Linked DNA regions of Homo sapiens: regions 1, 2 and 3 are each linked to region 4. A link is a loop called in an ENCODE intact Hi-C map of the cell type or tissue named here. Cell type or tissue: heart left ventricle. All regions are shown on one strand. Region 1 has its middle 210 kb from the start of TBX20. Region 2 has its middle 170 kb from the start of TBX20. Region 3 has its middle 63 kb from the start of TBX20. Region 4 has its middle 170 kb from the start of HERPUD2.

Region 1 (5,000 bases), 55 kb after region 4:
GCCGGACTGTGAGAACATGGCTCTGTGGGACCCCTGGAGGCTTGTGTCTGTGCAAGACTCAAAAACATACAAGGTCCTGGATGGGAGCTGGGAAGAGGGTCGTCTCAAACATAGCTGTGAACAAATTTCCTGCCAACCCAGGAGAATAGGGCCTTACTATCAGAAGGCAGATGATTACAAAAATTGCACACTTTATTGTGCCAGCGTTTCTCCCTAAAACGCTCAGAATGAAGAATTCTTGCTACTTCTTTTTTGCTTCCTGAATCAAAGCCAAATTTCTCAGAGTGCTTTTCGGGTCCTTTCCCTCTCGCAAACTGATCTTTACTTCTAGTGGAATCCCTGCTGCCATCAGTACTTTGGACTCCATATTCCAGCCACTGGGACTTGTTGGCAGATTTCTCTGTGTTCTCTCCTGCCTCCGTGCCTTTGCACGTCCGGTTCCCTCTGCCCACTGAGCTCTTCTGTTTTCAGAAGTCTCATCTTTCAAGGCCTTGGAGGAGCCTTCCCAGACCTCCCTTCCCAGCACACCCACATGCACACACGTATGCCAATAGCAGAATTAATCATTCCCACCTTTATGCCTGGTGGCATTTTATTGTTTGATCAAAGCTAGGAATTTAGGGCTCATTTCCCCAAGTGGCTGTGAGCACCTTGAAGTCTGGTGCTGTGTCTGAGTGATCCATGGTTCCCCAGGACCTAGCACAGGGCAAGGCACACAGAAGGTGATTCAGCAAATATTTACAGGATGACTATGTTGGAGCATGAGCGAAAGGACTGGGGGCTGTGGAGTGGGTGCTCCACACTCAATGCTTGCCATGGATAGTCAGTTCTGAGCAGGGCTCTCCTCTGACCAGGACAGAGGGATGCTGTATCAAATAGCACTACTTGGCTGCGGTCCCACTGGCAGGAAAGTATTTTAATGTCTTGGTTTGATGATGATTCTGGTGTTCATTGCATTCTTTTGTTTTATACCTTTTACTGATCTTTTTTTTTTGTTTCCCCTAAACTTGAGACTTTCATAAACAAAGAAATGGGTATTAATTAGGTGCCTGGTTCGGGTTATATCACAATGCTATGATTCAGTATCATCCATCCCCATCTTAGGGATGAGTCAAGCCATGCTCAGAGAGGTTAAGTAACTTTCTCACATCCTTACTGTGAATAGGGGCCAGGTGCAAACTCAGACTTGCCTTATCCATCAGGTACCAGTGTTGATGTCTCAGTGGAAAGAAGTACCCTCAATCAGGATAATTTGAGAGGTGTTTATGCACAAAGGCACTAAATACATGCCATGGGTGGGTAGGGGGAAGCAGAGGGGGTACTGCAAGGACCTGGGGCTAGCAGCAGCAAAGGACCTAAAAAGAGAGACTTCGGGGAAGCGCACGAGCGTCCCTGCCCCAGTTCCAGCCAGCCTCCAGCAGCCTCTTGCTGTTTCTCCCTCCTATCTACTGGGATCCCCACCAGCCGGACTTGGAGGGCAGGAGCCCATGGATGAGGCCCTCAGAGGTCTGCCTCTATGGCAGAAAAAAGGTGGAGCAGGAGGAAAAATGAATCTAGAAGGACCAGCAGAAGACAGCTGCACACCAGCCCCATCTCACACAGCTAGGCAGAGCAACGTGACATGTTGGGGTCCGGACACCAAACCAGGCCCTCTGGCTACCAGGGTATGTTCTTACAGAATTCTAATGACTGTGGGCCTTTAACAGCAGGTCACGTTCCCACCCAGCATAGTTGCCACTCTGCTTGGGAGGCCTCAGTGGCTCCTGATGGTCCAAGACTGAGTGATGGAGACCAGGAGAGGGGCTGCTGCCTCCTGTTTAAAAGAGACAGGCACCATAGGAGAAGATCCAGTGGCCCTTTTGGGTCCCATGTCTTCCGAGCATGATTTTCCTTTGAGCGAGAAGAGTGGCAGGCAGCAGTCCTCAATTTTTTTTTCTCTCTCCCCACCCCCAGCTCCTCACATCCATCCCATTTGAGAAGAGAAGGGCAGCAGCGTTGTCTTTCCATCAATTTCTCTGGTACTTGATTCCCTCACCTTTTCTCCTTCTTAATCTTCCTGTGGCTCCTAAAAGGATTAATTAGAAAGATGTGAGCAGGGGTTGGAACGTCAGAAAACAATCGTCACTTTCCTATCTGACCTCTCTCACCAGCTGCAGAATTAACAAATTGAATGTTCTCAGCAGACAGGGGTGGCACATGATGCCGAGTTCATGGCGGGCCTGGCCGGGGCCTGTGCGGAGCCCCATTTAAACAACTCTTGCTGATTAAATTCCTCCCGGGCACTCCCGCCAGATGCTGTTAGAAAATACTCACATCCAAGAGGTTTTTAATTTTTTTTAAGCATGTGCCAATTATTTGCCTGCTATCTGCAGGTGCTGGCAAGCGTCACAGGCCGGCCTCGCTGTCTACACTCTTATCCACTCGGCGCCTGCCTGGGGGGCTCACGTCGTCGGGAATGGGATGCTGGGCTCTGCTAGGGGCTGTCAAAAGCTCTCCAGCCACCCTGCGTGGCTGCCTTCCCTGCCCCCAGCCCAGCCCCCAGAGCCTCACCTTCTGAAGCTCACAGCTCTCTAGAATGTTTCAAGGTGACAACACAGACCGGGTGACCTGCTGGAAGTGGGGCCCACAGGGGCAGGCATGCAATCGTGCCTGGGCCCGTGCCAGCTGCCTCTCAGCCAGGCTGTGCTTCAGACCTGAGCCAAACAGGGACATAAAATCGCCACCTCCATGAGCAGGGGGAGGGTGCTTGGCCCTTGCTCACAGGCCCCTTTAAAATATGTCCCAAAAAGCAGCCCCACTCCTGCTCCCACTTCAGCCATCTTGATTACTTTGTTTATGTCTTGCTTGATGCTTAATGAAAACCAAAGTGTTCTTAGCAGTTTTAACAAATGCCAATTAATGTCTAAAAGCAAGGGTGCAAAATATAAGCTACAGAATTTTTATCCATGCTCATATATTTTAATGAGGGTAATAGAAACATTTGACCAACAATAAACTTTGTACTGTGTTCTACGGTAACCACTGCCTCCCTTGCCCCTTCAGACCTAGGGGTGGTATCCTATTAGTACCAGCCCCCAGGACAGCACCTTCCCTTGGGGTTTCCTTTGACCCTGGCCACACCTTTGGAATTGGCTTTTTATTGGACTCTCCTTTCCTTACCTAATGTGAGTGGCCATCTCATCTCATTGAGGACAGCAGCGCTACTCAGGAATGCTTCCTGTCCATCTCATTTAGGAAGTCCTGTCTTGCCCTTTGATGACACCCAGAGCAAGTTGATGGGCATCTTTTTGGGTGCTTCCACCTTTTGGTGCTTAGGATAACTTCTTCTTGCTTCCCATTAAATGAACAAAGAACTCCCATGAGTCTCATGACACAACTAAGTCATTACAGAGATTTGCAGGAGTAATTGAAGGACCTGAACTTGTTTGTCCCAGAGAAGGGAGAACTTGGGGCAGGGGAGGAGCATAAAACCTCCCCGTGTCTGGCAGGTGCTCACATGGAAGAGGTAACACACTGAGTCCATATGTGGAGGAACCAGGAGCAATAAGAGGATAACAAAGGAAAGACACATTTCAGCTCAATATAGGGAAGGACTTTGTAACAATCGGAGCCCCACAGAGATGGAATTGATGGCCCCAGGAGGTAGAGAATTCCCCACGCTGGAGGTGTTGCAGCAGAGGACAACTGACCACTGGGTGAGAAAGGATAATGCTGGTGCCTGTATTAGACCTTTTCCAAAAATTTCTTCCCACATGAGATTTTATGATCCCTCTTTCAGAAATAGCAAGAGTCCTGTAGGGTCTTCACATTAAGAGGGCCATAGTGGTTCTAGAGGAAACCCATAAGACACGATAGGCCCACACACATGTTAGGGAGGAGAGAGAAAAAATAAACAGTTTTGTAAAGAGCAATAGGTTGGGAGAATTTAGTGTAGGGACATTGTCTTTTGTACTTTAATGGCCTAAAAACAATCACTTTGTTAGAGCCCTGTACAATTTTGTATATTTACAATGGCCATTGAGCCAGAAAAGTTAAAATTAAAATTCAATGGAATTTAAAATTTAGAGGAAGGACTTCTGCTTTAAATTGGTGTTATGATGCCTGATATGTCCCTCTTTTCCCCAGAAATGCTGGTGTAAAACTCATGTAAATACAAATAAACTGACAAACAAAAAGCAAGTACTGATATTTTTAAAAATATAAGCAAAGACCACATGTTAAATTCTAGGGAGAACTGCTATTAATTACCATACCAATAGGAAAGGATTGAGAAATAATTTTGGAGCATGCTTTCTTTAGTTAAAACTGCCAAATCCAAAAAGAGAAGATATGAAATAACCTAAATACCTTCCTGCTGATGCCCCTGTCTTCGAGACACAGGGACAAGTACTAGAAAAACAGGCTGTCTCTCTTCCAATATCTTCCAAGTTAGGTAGAGGTGCCAGAGTCCTGTCTTTCCGCAGATGTCCCCTGCCATCCCCTCCCCCTCACACCACGCCTTCAGCCCAGCTTTATCTTCATCCATCCAGAAGCCATAGTTCCCACACAGCAGAGGGGAATGGAGGAAGCACATTGCATCTTGGTTCACTTAGATACCTAAAGAGAAGCATCAGAAGCAGGGTGGAGTCAGGAAGAGCCCTGGGAACAGTTCTGGATAAGCGGTGTAATCTTTTATGTTCTAAACTGTACACAAGAGGAATAAAACCTGTATCTTATCCAAAGAACCTGATAGTTGGACCAAGGAAAATCTAACTTCAACCTAGCAGCATTACTCACAACAAAGGCCTGCATGTGTTGTACATTGAGTTAGTGGCTGATTTTTAACTGTGTACCTTCGAAGGGAAGTTCCAGGAGCTAAATACGCAATGATGGGGGCTCCTGGAAATTCCAGGCTTAAATAACAATCTTTTCTTTCAAGGATGAAGAAATAGAAAGAATCAATAAAGAGCCTACAGAAAGGTACCACAAATTATGGGAAAGTGAGACTTTACCTGATGATT
Region 2 (5,000 bases), 96 kb after region 4:
GACAAGACAAAATGCTACAAAGCTTGCTGTTCTTACCAAGATTCAGATATTTTGTTCTTGAATATATACCCCACTGCTTGTTGTAAACCTTTATTTAATTTTTAGAGCTCTGAAAAAGTTGATTCTGATCATTTTTGTCAGATTCCTTTGACGGAGGAAAGAATTTTCAGAGGTCCTAACTTCACCATTTTTTTCAGACATCACCCAAGGTTGACATTTTATGCAGATAATCACAAATTATACTTTTCCAACAGACAAAACAAGACCAAGATAGAAAAGAAAATCACTCAATCATCCAACCTAAGTACTCCAGCCTTAGTCCATAGTAAAATAAGAAATACTACATGGATACTACCTGAACATGGAGGAAGGCTAACTACATGTTTTCTTAATTATTTGCATTTCATGAAGGCTACTTGCCTAGGATCAATGTGGATGGCTATTGAGAAAATATTAAAGACACTGAGATGAGCAAAGAGGGTGAGTCCTCTCTTTGGAAAGAGATGGGAGCCTCACATAATTTGTCACGCCCTCTGCAGTGTTCACTCTTCCTATCAGGTGCATACTTCCCTGGAATCAGTCAAAGCCTCAGGGGGTAGGGGGAGGTAGCGGAATACTGTTCTTTCCTCCTCCAGTCTCTCCCCTGCTCTGTGTCATCTCCTCCTCACTCTGTCACCCAAGGACCTAATGCCCCACTTCACCCTTCAACTGAACAAACCTAATCTCTAGAAAGGTACTTCTTCTGTATCCCACATTTTAGCCTTAGAAAACCAGCCCCACCTTGTCCTATTGGAATGAAGTTAGCTTTTACAAACCTCAGCAGTTCCTGAGTAATCTACTGCATGTCCCTTGTCCTGACAAAGGATTTCTCAGACATAGCTGAGAGGTGTGTTTTCTTTTATCGGCAAGAAAACTTACTTATTTTTTCTCTGATGCCCTTTGATTTATTTCCATTGAACACCTATAAACAATTCACCACCTCAATGCTAAGCACATTTATAGACTAATTCAGTATTTCTGAGGCCTTTTGTAGGCATCTCATATCTGCTCCTTGAGTAACAGAGGCAGCTGGGGCAGATTAAATGCAGTAATTCCTGTGAAATAAATTAGAATTTCTTGGATTCCCTATGAGTACAAATTATTTTGCTCTATCTTGTTATTTTAAAGGAAATAGTAAATGTCCTATTTGTGTGGCACCTGTGGATTTTTTTCTCAAAGGAGAAGGTGCAGATACACCTGAGTGCTGCCTTCTCTGTTTTACTACTCAAAGCATAAACATTGAAGACTTTTTAAAGACAGTCAATAAAGAACAATAGTTTAGTGTGCTGACATATGCTTTTTGCTTGTTTGTTTTGAGACAGGATCTTGCTCTGTCATTCAGACTGGAGTGCAGTGGTGAGATCTCAGCTCACTGCAACTTCCATCTCCCAGACTCAGTTGATTCTTGTGCCTCCACCACCTAAGTAACTGAGACTACAGGTGTGCACCACCATGCCTGGCTAATTTTTTTGATGTTTTTTGTTGAGACAGGGTCTTACTATGTGTCCCAGACTGGTCTTGGCTTCCCGGGCTCAAGTGATCCATCTGCCTTGGCCTCCCAAAGGCTGAAATTACAGCTATGAGCGTGCCCAACTGTAAACTGATATATGTTATTAGAATCTGCACCATATCCAAATGAACTTTAATTTTCTTCCACTCTTCAAGTTTGGAGGAAGAAACACATCATTTTTATTGCTGGTGTCAATTTTTAAGAAAAAAATTTCACTTTAACAAAACCAGGATTTTAAGATGAAAACAAAGTAGAATCAAACAAAAAGAAACAACAATTGCCACCCAGCTCCCCCGCTCAAGGAAAAACACCTGTGCCGTTGCTCAGCCACAGGATCAGTCCAGGCCTCCTGTGGCCACTAGCTGCAGTGGTTGGTTGTGTGCACTGCACTGCCCTCTGCTGGGTGGGCCAGCTCACATCTTACTTTTTTTTTTTTTTTTTTTTAATTGTGGTAAGAGTGCTAAACAAGAGATCTACCCTCTTGACAGATTTTTAAGTGCACAATACAGTATTGTTAACTATGGGCACAAAATTGTTCAGCAGATCTCTAGAACAAATTCATCTCATATAACTGAAATTTTATACCAGTTGAACAGCAACTCCCTGTTTCCCCCTTCTCCCACCCCCTGACAACCACCATTCTACTTACTGTCTGTTTCTATTAATCTGACTACTTTAGACACCTAATATGAATGAAGTCATGCAGTTTTTTCCCTTCCGCGGCAGGCTTATTTCACTTGGCATAACGTCCTACTGGTTCATCCATGTTGTTGCATATAGCAGAGTTTCCTTCTTTTTTAAAGCTGAATAATATTTCGTTGTATGGATATACCACATTGTCTTTGTCCATTTATCTGTCAGTGAACATTTAGGTTGTTTCCACATCTTGGCTATTGTGAACAGTACTGCAATGAACACAAAGGCTCACATCTTAATTCCATCTCCTCTGAGGCTTTTATCTGGAGTGGCCCATTTGATCTCTGCATTTGCCACTGTAGAGCCTGGGGCTTTGTAGTGGGACTAGGAGCTCCCATATACCCTATATCCATAAAAGTATGCTGCATTGCTTGTCAGGGCAAGGACCCTCCCTCTACCCTCCACCCAAGGATGAGACAGAAAGGGAGAGGACTTCAGCAATATTCATTATTGCTGATGAAGGTCACTGGGGTTGTAAAAGAAGGAGAAAGACTAAGACCGAGAAAGTCTGATGAGGGTTATGCTGGAGGTATTTGGGAGTGACAAGAAGGGAAGTATAATTTCAGAGGCCTGGCAATAAAGCACTGGAGAAAGGATATTTGGAAAATAACATTGGAAAGGGGCCCTTCATATCAAGCCACGAGAACAGGGCAGTAGATATACCCTGCTACCTCCTTGCTGGACAAGTATGTACCACAAATGAATCAGGCAAGTCCTTAAGGAATATCTAATCTACAGGGAAAACGAAACATGTGGACAGAAAACTCTATTCCAAGGTAGAAGTTTGTGTTGCCAGGGAGCCATGATTAATGTGTTCTCAGAGTTTAGAAGAGGAGAAAGCCCATGTGGCTGGGGGAGGATAGGAGAGGCCTCGTGGTGAAAGTAGGATTTTAGTGCAGACTTGATGAGCAAGGAAGACTGGATATGGAGAAGACCAGTCTTTAAAAGCTGTTTAGTTCTCATTTTAGTTCCTTAAAAAGCAAACTTTCAAGGGTAGATAGAGGGTGTGGGGAGGGAGAGGTCTAACCTCACTTTCTGAAATGGAATTTTCATGTAATAACCAATAGATCCTTTCACTGTAAAGATTTATGTCAAAATAAACATATGTAGTGGTAACTTTTGAAATTAGCTTCTCCAAATCAGTCTTAGATTTAAATAATTTAGAGGAACACGGATGTTATGGGCTGATGTGTGTCACTTGCCCCAAATTCCTGTGTTGAAGTCCTAACCCCCAGTACCTCAGAATATGGCTGTATTTGGAGATAGGGTCTTTAAAGAGGTGATTAAGGTAGAATGAGGTTTTATGGGTGGGCTCTAATCCAATATGACAAGTGTCCTCATAAGAACAGGAGATCAGGACACAGACTGAGGGGCAACGATGTTAGGACCGCAAACTGGGGAGAGAAGCCGCAGAAGCTATCAACCCTGCCAGCACCTCAGTTTTGGACTTCCAGCCTCCAGAACTGTGAGAAAATATATTTCTGTTATTGAAGCCACCCAGTCAGTGGTACTTTGTTATGGCGGCCCTGGCAAACCAATACAATAGGCATTACGGATTCATAAAACACAAAAACTTACTCCTGCGTTAAAGCTGGGAAACAATAGGCTCAGCCCTAGGAACAATCACTTGGATATTCCAAATGAGTATTTTCTTAAATAACAGGGCAGTCTGGATTGTCTTCCAAGTTGTTTGATTAAACATAGTAATATGTCCAACCAGAAAACCCCTAGCCATATTACAACAAACTAGTTGCTAGGATTTCTGTGTGATTGAAACTCTTTGACTTTTCAACCCATTGTTACTGCACGCGGAGACATACTCACTGTTCACCCTGGACTGCCAGATGATGTACTCTGTGTGAGTGTCAAGACTATTTTTACTATTGAATGTCACCTTTTGTGGCAGTCCATGTTTCTAGTTGCAAAGCAACCAAAATCCACTCTGACTAGTTTAAGCAGGAAAAGAATTTATTAATGAATATGAAGGAACTCACAGAATTGGGGGAAGGGCTAGAGAGAGGGACCTGAAGCTCAGCTCCTAGGAGCAACACCCAAACTCTGAACAGAAAATGGCCTGGCAAGAAAATCATTGTCTCTGACACTGCTGAATACCTAGTGCCAGAGATTCAGCTTTACTGCACCAGTTTTTCCATCCCTTTTGAGGACATTTCTGCAATAGGATCTTCCATGTGGAAGTCTTTCCCAGGTACAACTGACTGATGAACCCACAGGACAAATGTTGTGTCCTGGGTATGAAGGAGGCAAGTAACTTCATTTCCAACTTCTATATTGGGAGACATGGATATTTCAGCTAATAAAGGGAGGTTATTTTAAAGATGATGGGAACTAAAACTACCATTTGATCCCGCAATCCAACTACTGGGTATCTACCAAAAGTAAAAAATTATTACTAAAAGATACCTGCACTTCATTGCAGCACTTCTCACGATAGCAAAGATACAGAGTCAACCTAAGTGTCCCTCGACAGATGAATGGAAAAAGAAAATGTGGTATATATACACAATGGAGTACTATTAAGCCACTAAAAAGAATGAAATCATGTATTTTGCAGCAACATGGATGGGACTGGAAGCCATTATCCTAGGTAAAATAACTGAGACACAGAAAACCAAATACTGCATGCTCTCACTTATAAGTGGGATCTAACTAATGTTTACACATGGACATAGAGTATGGAATGATAGACAATGGAGACTGGAAAGGGTAGGTACTTGGGGGGTGGGGGGTTATGATA
Region 3 (5,000 bases), 330 kb after region 4:
TATGAAAGCTGCAAAACTCGATGGTTTTTCTACTAATGGATTATAAATTCTCACTAATAAGTATCTCAAAAAGGGTTTCAACGGATGGTACCAAAGATGAGAGCATTTTAAAGTTTCATATTTATCTTTAGGGGATGGGTCCATACTTATGCGAAAGCAGAGCTCTGCTGCCCCCAACAAGTCTGGTGGTCTTGATGTAAACACTTATTATTTATTTAGGGCTGTCTCACTCTCCTCCTTATTCTCTAGTTGCCATTTAGGCTACTAGTAGATAGAAGTAATTAGAAAATAGGAACAAGGAGGCCCACCCTACTTAGAGACTGGGCAGTGCAGGTGAGAAGGAATCAGAGGAATAAAGTTCAGGGATAAGGGGGAGGCCAGGTTGGGGCTGGGCCGAAGAGATGAGAGAGAGATGAGCTCAGCCCTCTGGGTGGGCAATGACAAGTGTAGGTACTAGAGGACAAACTGTGGGATAGATTGCAGAGTAAGACCCTCAGGGTGGAGTCTGAACACATAGCTGGAGGCAGAGGAGGAGGGAAGGAAAAAAGTGGTAAAAAGAGATCTTAGTACAGGCCACTGTATGACTTAGCAGGTGCATCTACCTAAATATTTGTACAAATACCAACTAGAATCAAGTAAGTTTAAAAGACCTTATTTAGGCCATGTCATCCAAAGTATTTTATAGTTGAGGAAATCAGAACTAGAGAAACAAAGTAAATTGGCCAAAGCATACTGGGCCTAGTCTAGTGATATATCTTCAACTCTATATTATAATCAAAGTTCAATCTTAAATCAACCTAAAATATTATATTATGTAAAATACAGCACACAGATTCATTATGTATCATTGGCACTTTTACTATGTTTTGCATTTAATCTGCCCATAAATATTCTGAAACTCATTCTTTAAATCATTTCCTGTTTGCCCCAAAAATACTCATCTCTAATCCTACTGTAACATCATCATCTACATTTCTGTTACATTAGGATTAGAGACAAATTCTGTTTATAAATAACTCTAAGAACAGTTTTTATATTTTATTTTCATGTTGAAAATCAGTCAGATTTGCTTCAGCCTCAAAGTGTTTATGTAAAATTAAATGAGCACTGGCAGCAAGCTGCACTTTTTTTTTTTACTAAATGGGGAAAATGGACTAACATAGTAGAGGCTTTTGCTTATTAATATTGAATGTAGTAATTCTTACATTAGTTACTTTGGTGGTAAATAAAAATAATCTCAATATGATGGAGTTTGTACATGGTATATTACCATCAAATCCAGGGAAAAATGGATTTTGTAGATTTGGGGATGTGGTACATGTATATAAGTATTGTTGTGTATATGTTGGTTAAGTCATTTAACAGTGATAACTGAGTACCAATCTGGTTCAAATGAATGTGCATATACTATTGAATTGTGCAGTCTCTCTACTTGGAGCTGAAAGAATCTCCCAGTTAATTTATGGATCACCTCCCTCCCTTTGAATAAGACACGCCTTTATAGGCATGTCTTATCTGATAAAGGCCTGGAGTTGTTTATAAGGTATGTCGTATCTGACATAGGCCTGGAGCACTACACGACCGGGGCATGGGTGGCTTACAGAGCTCTAGTTTTTTGGTTTTGGGGTTTTTTTTGGGGGGTTAGGAGTGGGGAGTGGATAGCCCCCTCATGGACACAGAAAATAGATTGGAACTCTTGGAAATTCCAACTTGTTATTACAGATGCCTTTCTTCCATAGTCCAAAAGACAGCATTATGCAAAGTATCACTTACAGATGCATTTACATCTAAGCTTGCTGTATGCTTCACGGCAAGTTGGTGTCTTTCCACTTTCTCCTTGATGAAGACCTGCATCCAATATGAATTTAAAGAGGCTCTGTAAAGTAATTCGACAGCAGCAAATATGCTATTTAAAAATGAGTCAATCCAAGATATGTAAATCCAAGAAAGGTTTTAGACTGAAGCAGTTGTTTTATAAAATACACACGTCCAAAGACACTTTTTTTAGTGGAGGCAACTTGCTGAAGAAGAATTTGAAAGGATCTTTTAACATTTATAAGCAGACCAATTTGAAATTACCTAGAGAATAAGTAAGCTCCAAGAAGAACATACCTATGGCTATCCTATTTTTGAAGGCAAAAATGGAGCTACAAAATTAAACAAAGGATGTATTTCATGTTTGAATTTGTAGAAAAAGTCTTAGAAAGGTATAATGAAAATAAATAAAATTACTAAATAAAATAACTATGAGATCCTAAGAATTTTGCCACCATCTTTGGGAATAACTAATGCTGATAAAGTACAAACTAATACTTTGGTGCCAATTCCAACTCCTTGCACGGTACAAAGGGGGAAAAGTATCTTAATGCATAAGAAATTATGAGACAGCACAAATAAAAACCAATCTTTTATGCAGAAAGTTTCAATTAAAGTGAAATTCATATTTTAAATTACGAAATTATAACCGGAAAAGTTTGTAATGTTTTCAAAATGGTCTTCGCTAAACCACCTCTATCTAGCCTGGAGGCTAGAGATGGAACTTAACTATCCACTTAAATTATATCTATGTATTTGTGCAAAGTTAAAACTTTAAATCTAATAAATTATTCGAATCAATTAAAACAAAGTCATTATTATTTGGAAAACTAAATCTTGGCCATGATGAATATGTTAATTATTTTGACATATGAAATATGCAATGTAATTTTTATGTGGGGTTACATTTGGAATTTTCCTACATTTCATATTTAGTAAATGGATTTATTATAAGAACAGTGATTTTTTTTAAAGAATGAATTTAATAAGTAACTAAGTTTTGAAATTTTGATTTACAGATCATTATTGCCATCTGCTGGTTACATAGTTTAATTGCATTTTTTAAAATTCCCAATTGTTTTACTAAAAGACAAAGGAAAAACTGAGGCAAGTTTTAGATATCCATAACCGGATTAGAGATTTCTATGTAAGACAGATAATTTGCAGCCAGGTGCAGTGGCTCATACCTGTAATCTCAATACTTTGGGAGGCAGAGGCGGCAGGAGTGTTTGAGGCTAGGAGTTTTAGACCAGCCTGGGCAACATAGTGATACCCCATCTCTACAAAAATAAACAAATTAGCTGTGTGTGGTGGCCTGCACCTGTAGTCCTTGCTACTCAGGAGACTGAGGCAGGAGGATCCCTTGAGCCCAGGAGTTCAAGGTTTCAGTGAGCACCATCACACTTTAGCCTGTGTGACAGTGAGACCCTATCTTGAGAAAAAAAAAAAAAAAGCTAAATCATTTGCAGCCAACAGACACATGAAAAAATGCTCATCATCCCTGGCCATTAGAGAAATGCAAATCAAAACCACAATGAGATACCATCTCACACCAGTTAGAATGGCGATCATTAAAAAGTCAGGAAGCAACAGGTGCTGGAGAGGATGTGGAGAAATAGGAACACTTTTACACTGTTGGTGGGACTGTAAACTAGTTCAACCATTGTGGAAGACAGTGTGGCGATTCCTCAGGGATCTAGAAGTAGAAATACCATTTGACCCAGCCATCCCATTACTAGGTATATACCCAGAGGATTATAAATCATGCTGCTATAAAGACACATACACACATATGTTTATTGCGGCACTATTCACAATAGCAAAGACTTGGAACCAACCCAAATGTCCAACAATGATAGACTGGATTAAGAAAATGTGGCACATATACACCATGGAATACTCTGCAGCCATAAAAAATGATGAGTTCATGTCCTTTGTAGGGACATGGATGAAGCTGGAAACCAGCATTCTCAGCAAACTATCACAAGGACAAAAAATCAAACACCGCATGTTCTCACTCACAGGTGGGAATTGAACAATGAGAACACCTGGACACAGGAAGGGGAACATCACACACTGGGGCCTGTCGTGGGGTGGGGGGAGGGGGAGGGATAGCATTAGGAGACATACCTAATGTAAATGATGAGTTAATGGGTGCAGCACACCAACATGGCACATGTATACATATGTAACAAACCTGCATGTTGTGCACGTGTACCCTAGAACTTAAAGTATAATAAAAACATATATAAAAAAACATATATATATATAAATCATGAGGCATCTCTGTTTCAAAGATGATAAGATAATGCAAGAATATATTGCATCTTATCTAATTATAATGTGCTATTTTAATTGTCAATTAATCATAGATTAAATTATCAACCTAACTGCTTTAAGTTATTGTCATTGGTTAGTATACAGCTAAAATGTGACTCAAATAACCATTCAAAATAATGAGGTCAAAATAAGTGACCACTGTTACAGAAGCTGTAAAAACATGAAAACATCCATGATTCTATTCAACTGCACATAAAACTAAGTGTCATGATTTCCCTCTTATATACAAATCTACTCCTCTCCTTAGTAGGAGTAGATACATAATGATTTAGGCAACTATCTCTCAGTTAACTAATGAACCTAAAACATGTATTACTGTTTAATAATTACTAACATATCACTTGATGACAAAGAAACCAAGTGAGCAAAATATTAATTGGAAGTATTGGCAAAAATAGCAATTACTTTTGCACCAACCTAAAAATACTCACGAGTGCACTATAGGATGGCCGGTCTAGAACATAATAAAGGAACATTTGTTTAAGCATGTGGTGTGTTTTTGATGCTTTACAAGCATTAATTCATTCAATCATACCATCAGTAAGACAAATATAACTGTCTTCATTTTTCAGATGAGGAAATTAATCCTAGAGTGGCTAAATTACCAGCTCAAGGTCATACATTGGTAATCTTCCTATATGAGTCCCCTGTGTAAAAGATTTAGAGCAGCACATGGCACACAGTTAATTTTGTGTGTTTACTAAACATATGAATCATAAAATATATCCTGCTTCTTTTTTCCTTTAACATTATATCATGACTATTTTCCTATATCATTAAATATCCATGCAAAATGACTTTGGTGGCTGTAATGCTTCACTATATGAATGTTTCATAACTTAGTG
Region 4 (5,000 bases):
CAGTATATATAGGGTTGGGTACTGCCTGCAGTTTCTGGCATTCACTGGGGGTCTTGGAACTATTCCCTGCAGATAAGGGCATACTACTATGTACAGTTTCAAAAGACACATTTTCTTCCATAAATTCACAGAAAATCAAGATGTTCATTGTTGAAATGCCTTAAGGGCTCGCAGGACAGCAGTAAAGAACAGACAGCTGCACATTTTGGTGAGCCTTTGGAGGGGCTCTTCTCTCCCTCTAAGCTGTCTGGCCCTTTGTGGGAGTTGGGGGCGAGGGGAAGATTTCCAAGTGCAGCAAGGACTTCCTGGAGTTTCTAAACACAAAGCTCTGATGTAGGGCTGTCAGGACACCTGCTGCTCCTGTGGCTCCAGCTGCTCCCACTCCTTCCTGAGGAGAGCCCCCAGTAGCCCAACTCTCTGCGGCTCAGTGTCCAGCCCGGGGGCGCTCATCTGGGAGCAGAGTCTTAGGCTGTCTGTGAGGGATCCTCACTTGGGGCAAGATGTGCTGATTCTTTCCAAGCAGGACACACTTTGGTTTTAATCCTTAGTCTCAGTGGACACTTTTAAAAAACATGTATTCATTTTCCTATTTTGGCAAATAGATTATATGTAGAATATAATGAATGAATTTTAATCCCTTAAAAATTCTCTTTGGGTTATCTTATGATTCAATAAGTTTCCTGAAATTAAAATCCTACATAAATATGTATTAACTTAATACATATTAAGGTATAATATAGTAAAGCACGTTTAATTTTATTAAGGCGTAACACAGTAAATCTAATTATTATAAATTTAATCAAGACATAACATAGTAAAAGTATGTCAGTTGTGCCAGTCTTAAGTACTGGATTGTAAACTAAGTCATCACTTGTGCAACCACCACTCAGATTGAGCTATGGGACAGCTGAGCATTCCAGAAGTTTTCCTCATGCCCCTTTCCAATCTATCACCCCAGCTCCAAGGTAACCACTCTTCTGACTTCCATTTATGAATGGTAAAAGATATTTAGACTTGAACGTTTTTCTCCAGAAAGTGTCTTGTCGTCTGTAATTGTCTTGTTTTAGAGCCAAAGTCATCTTGTGAGTTTTATGGCTTTTGACACTAAGAGCCATGTTGCTTTTCCACAACTACAGGAATAAGTGGTGCTTTGAGGTTTTGGGATTTGAATGTTCTTTCCAGCTTTTATTTGGCTGTATCTGTGTTACCGTTGATCTGGCTACATAAGAATGCTGGAATTCAAGGTTTTTCTGTAGATTCTTCAGCTAGATGATCCAAGATAATACAAGTAAGCCCCTCTTCTGACAATAGGTTTTAATATTAAAACATATATTTTATTTATTTATTCTATAAAGGATTTAAGATAACTTATACAGAAAAATAAAATATGTCATAGTGGGAACACAAAATAGATGTAAAAGAAGAAAGAAAACAAAACAAGGCATAGAATGGGTTAAGAGCCCTCCAAATGATAAGTACCATTTTGAGATTCTTCATATTTGGATTTCCAGATAATACTGTAACCTTTATTAACTTATTTAATTATAAACTATCAATCATCAAGATAATTGAAGTTTGTCTTAAATGCACAAATGGCTTAGAGAAAATGTTCTTATAGAAATAGACTAAATTTCTCTACAAATATTCTCAGATGGGAAGTGTTCAGAAGGCACTGATCCCACCTTCTGCTGAGTTGTTGGAAAAGACAAATGATAACTACTTTGGGTACAACTATCCCTCATAACAGAAGGCAACAGGCCCCTTTGCTTCTTGTTGGAAAATTCAACTTTAAATCTGGAAAGACCTCTGTTACGAATGGAATGTTTCTCCCTTCCAAAACTCATGTTGAAACTCAGTCCCCAGTGGGGCAGTATTGAGAGGTGGGACATTTAAGAGGCAATTGGGTCATGAGTGAATTAATCCATTCATGGGTTAATGAATTAATGGGTTAATGGATTAATGGGTTATCGTGGGAGGAGAACTAGTGGCTTTATAATGAGAGGAAGAGAGACCTGAGTTAGCACATCAGCATGCTCAGCCCCCCAGCATGTAACAGCTGGCACCATCCGGGGATTCTTCAGAGAGTCCCCATCAGCAAGAATACTCGCCAGATGAGGCCCCTCAGTCTGAGAATCCTCAGCTTCCATAACTGTAAGAAATACATTTCTTTTCCTTATAAGTTCCCCAGTTTCAGGCACTGAGTTATAAGCAACAGAAAATGGACTAAGACAACCTCTTAATCAGAATTCCTCATAAGATGATCTTTGAGATTTTTCATACTTGGAAATGCTGCTCCCACTCTTGTGGGTTGCTGGGAACAGGGGACGGTCTGTCATCCTCATCATGCTATACCTGGCATGTATCATAGTGTCTGGTATGTACCAGGCCTCTGGTGAATAGTGTTGGATGTTGGGTGAAGGCAGGCTCCTCATTCCTTGCAACAAGAGGAGCCGGGAGGGATCTGCCCCAGCACATTGCTCTTCACCCTCACCCCTGAGAGCTCTGTGAGAGACTTCTCATCAACATGAACACATTTGTGCACATCTGTTACTAAGCACATTAACGTGCTTCTCATTTTGTTTTTTATCACAAAATGTGGTCCAACAGACAGAGTTCTTATGACATAAATGCTATTGCCCTAACTTTTTTTGGAGAAATACCTGTTGTTCCAAATACTACACAAAATACATATCTGGGAAATCATTGTGAAGTTTCAGTTGCTCTAATAAAGAGCTTCCAAACTTTTGGTGTAGAATGTCCTGTAATCATCTTTCAGTTCCTTTGCTCACCCGCTCCTCGCAGCTCTTGTTGTGCAGTACCAAACATCTCCTGTAGATGGCTCTACCTCCCTATTATCGCCTTGTCTCCGGAAGCGGCTGCCAAGTCTTTCGGCTCCCGTGGTAGTTCTACTGGAGTTTGAGCCAGGGGCTGTGAAATGTAGCTCCAAACCTCACTGGCCTAAGTGTTAGTGGATGCTATTCATGCAGAAGGGTAAGCCATGGACATTTAAATAAGGGGAGGCCGGAAAAGGTCCACTTGGTGGGATGTCCTGATGGGTGGCATGGTCTAACCTCAACAGAGATGCACCGAGGTGAAGTAACTCTGGGTAAAGCTGTAGACTCTGTGCTCTCTTTGGAGCATCACAAAACGTTTAAAAGCTCTGAGAAGTTCTGTAGGAAGAAATCTGGTTAACTTTGCTTAACTCGGAATTTTATGAACTCAGGACCTGCTCATACCAAATCAAACGGTATTCTGTGGAATAAAACTCCTGGAGGTGATGTCTACAAGATTTCTGAGGTTTGGGACAAGAAGCTGGGGCTTCTTTCCTTTTCTGGGGTGAAAGAAGGGTGTGGCAGAGGCTGCCCACCTTTGGCAACTCTGCCGAGTGGCCAGGGATCATAAGGGGTGTGTGTGTGTGTGTGTGTGTGTGTGTGGCTTGCCCAACACAATTTTGTGGAAATTGCCCAATCCACCTAAAGTTTGGAAAAAAGAAAATCCCATTTATTGGGTGCCTTATCTGTGCCAGGCACAGGGCTAGATTCTTTTATATGTTACTAATATATTCTTTATGTCATCTTCTGCATAGATACAATCTCCACTTCACAAATGAGAAGACTGAGGAACAAAGTGATAGGGTAACTTGCTTCAGTTTGCAAGATTTAAACTTGTCAGCCCATAAGCCCCTTACTTTGTATCTTGCTGTGTTTTCAATACATCCTACTAGAGAATTATTGAGAGCGTTTTAGTAGGGAGGTAATTCAGATTTATTTCACTGCAACAGCCTGTAGAGATGTACGAAAGAAATGCAGGAGACCCAGGGAAAAATCCCAGCAGTGCCACTTCCTGGCGGTTTAGCCTTGGCCAAGTTGTTGAACATTTTTGAGTTCTGATCACCTCTTCCATAAAATAAGAATTTCTTATGGAGGATTAATTAGAACTAACAGTATGGACTAAATACACCATCAGTGCTCCAAACCATCTGTGTAGTTGGATAAGCCAGTTCTTGGCATCTCCACTAGCCACAGGCAAGTGTGGCCACTCACATTCTCTGTGGGGCTCTGAAGCATTAGGCGTGGAAGCCAGTCCTGGGGTGACAGAACTCAGGTGGTCTCTTTTCACAACCCCTGAGGGTGTCGGAGCCTTGGATGCTCGCCAGAAGCAGCTCAGAAAATAAACCCAAAGTAGTGTCTCAGTTATCAGAAGTCAGAGCTAAATTTAGGATACAGCTGTGAAAGTGAATGCTTAACAGGCTCTGTGGAGTAGGGCTAGCAATTATCTGGCAAATTTGATTAATGTGGACAGGCTATGCAGATAATTTTTTCAGTTCTCAGCCAAATAGCCCCTCTTTCTCCTGAATATTTTTCTTCCCCAAACCATCATGAACCTCACCTCTGGGATCCTTCTCATATTCATTGTCTTCATTTGCATGGGTTTTCTTTTGTGGGAATTATTAAATATGTGCTTTGACTGTGCCTTTCGCTGAGAATGAAGCTTATAAATTGGTGACCTTGGGGTGCTGTTCAGCCCCTTGAATATTCCATTTGGCCTGCAGAGGTTAAAAAAATTGAGCTTTCAGTAGGAAATTTGGAGATTTCACACAAAAATTTAGATTCCTGCTTTCTCTTGAAGAAATAGGAGGATGGAACCAGGCAGGGCCACACACAGGTAGCTGCTGCCTCTTCTCAGTGTCCCCTGGTTCTTTCTGTCTCAGCATGCCTGCCCCCACATTCCTGCACTCACACTTCCTGGCTTCTCTCATCTGTGTTCTCCTGTGCAGATTGCCACCCCTGACTCCAAATGCATCCACATGAATGAGCCCAGATATGTCCTTCTCCATGATCCTGAAATGAAAACCTACATTGAAATAGATCCTTGGCATTTATCCCTTATTTTCACATGTCAGTGGTTAGTGATTCCCCAGTGAATGGAATCTATAATTTCTGAGTGACTATCACACTGCTGCTGAGATTTTAGCCTTTGGACTCCAGCTTGTACTGACC

Evidence for each region. Hi-C counts contacts between places; a loop is a spot of excess contacts. Peaks named below come from ENCODE experiments on the same cell type or tissue, not always from the same donor. Only the 100,000 strongest peaks of a DNase experiment are listed, where the experiment ranks them.
Region 1: it touches region 4 in a loop (5-fold over the local background); 5 of 110 quality-filtered maps call a loop at or near these places.
Region 2: it touches region 4 in a loop (5-fold over the local background); 54 of 110 quality-filtered maps call a loop at or near these places.
Region 3: a loop joins it to region 4, with 16 times the contacts of the local background. A loop is called at or near these places in 54 of 110 quality-filtered maps.

The regions. Positions count from the first base shown.
Region 1 is chr7:35,463,495-35,468,494 of GRCh38, reverse strand. No RefSeq gene overlaps it. Among named protein-coding and RNA genes, the nearest start is that of TBX20, 210 kb to the right of the region's middle. RefSeq lists an enhancer at 1,763-2,921. In heart left ventricle, no CTCF peak of the experiment used is centred here; a DNase peak (open chromatin) is centred at 2,544; H3K27ac peaks cover 1,904 bases.
Region 2 is chr7:35,422,006-35,427,005 of GRCh38, reverse strand. No RefSeq gene overlaps it. Among named protein-coding and RNA genes, the nearest start is that of TBX20, 170 kb to the right of the region's middle. In heart left ventricle, a CTCF peak has its summit at 1,938 (motif pointing left); a DNase peak (open chromatin) is centred at 1,915.
Region 3 is chr7:35,188,272-35,193,271 of GRCh38, reverse strand. No RefSeq gene overlaps it. Among named protein-coding and RNA genes, the nearest start is that of TBX20, 63 kb to the left of the region's middle. In heart left ventricle, a CTCF peak has its summit at 2,762; no DNase peak of the experiment used is centred here.
Region 4 is chr7:35,518,251-35,523,250 of GRCh38, reverse strand. No RefSeq gene overlaps it. Among named protein-coding and RNA genes, the nearest start is that of HERPUD2, 170 kb to the left of the region's middle. In heart left ventricle, a CTCF peak has its summit at 2,826 (motif pointing right); a DNase peak (open chromatin) is centred at 2,880; H3K27ac peaks cover 301 bases.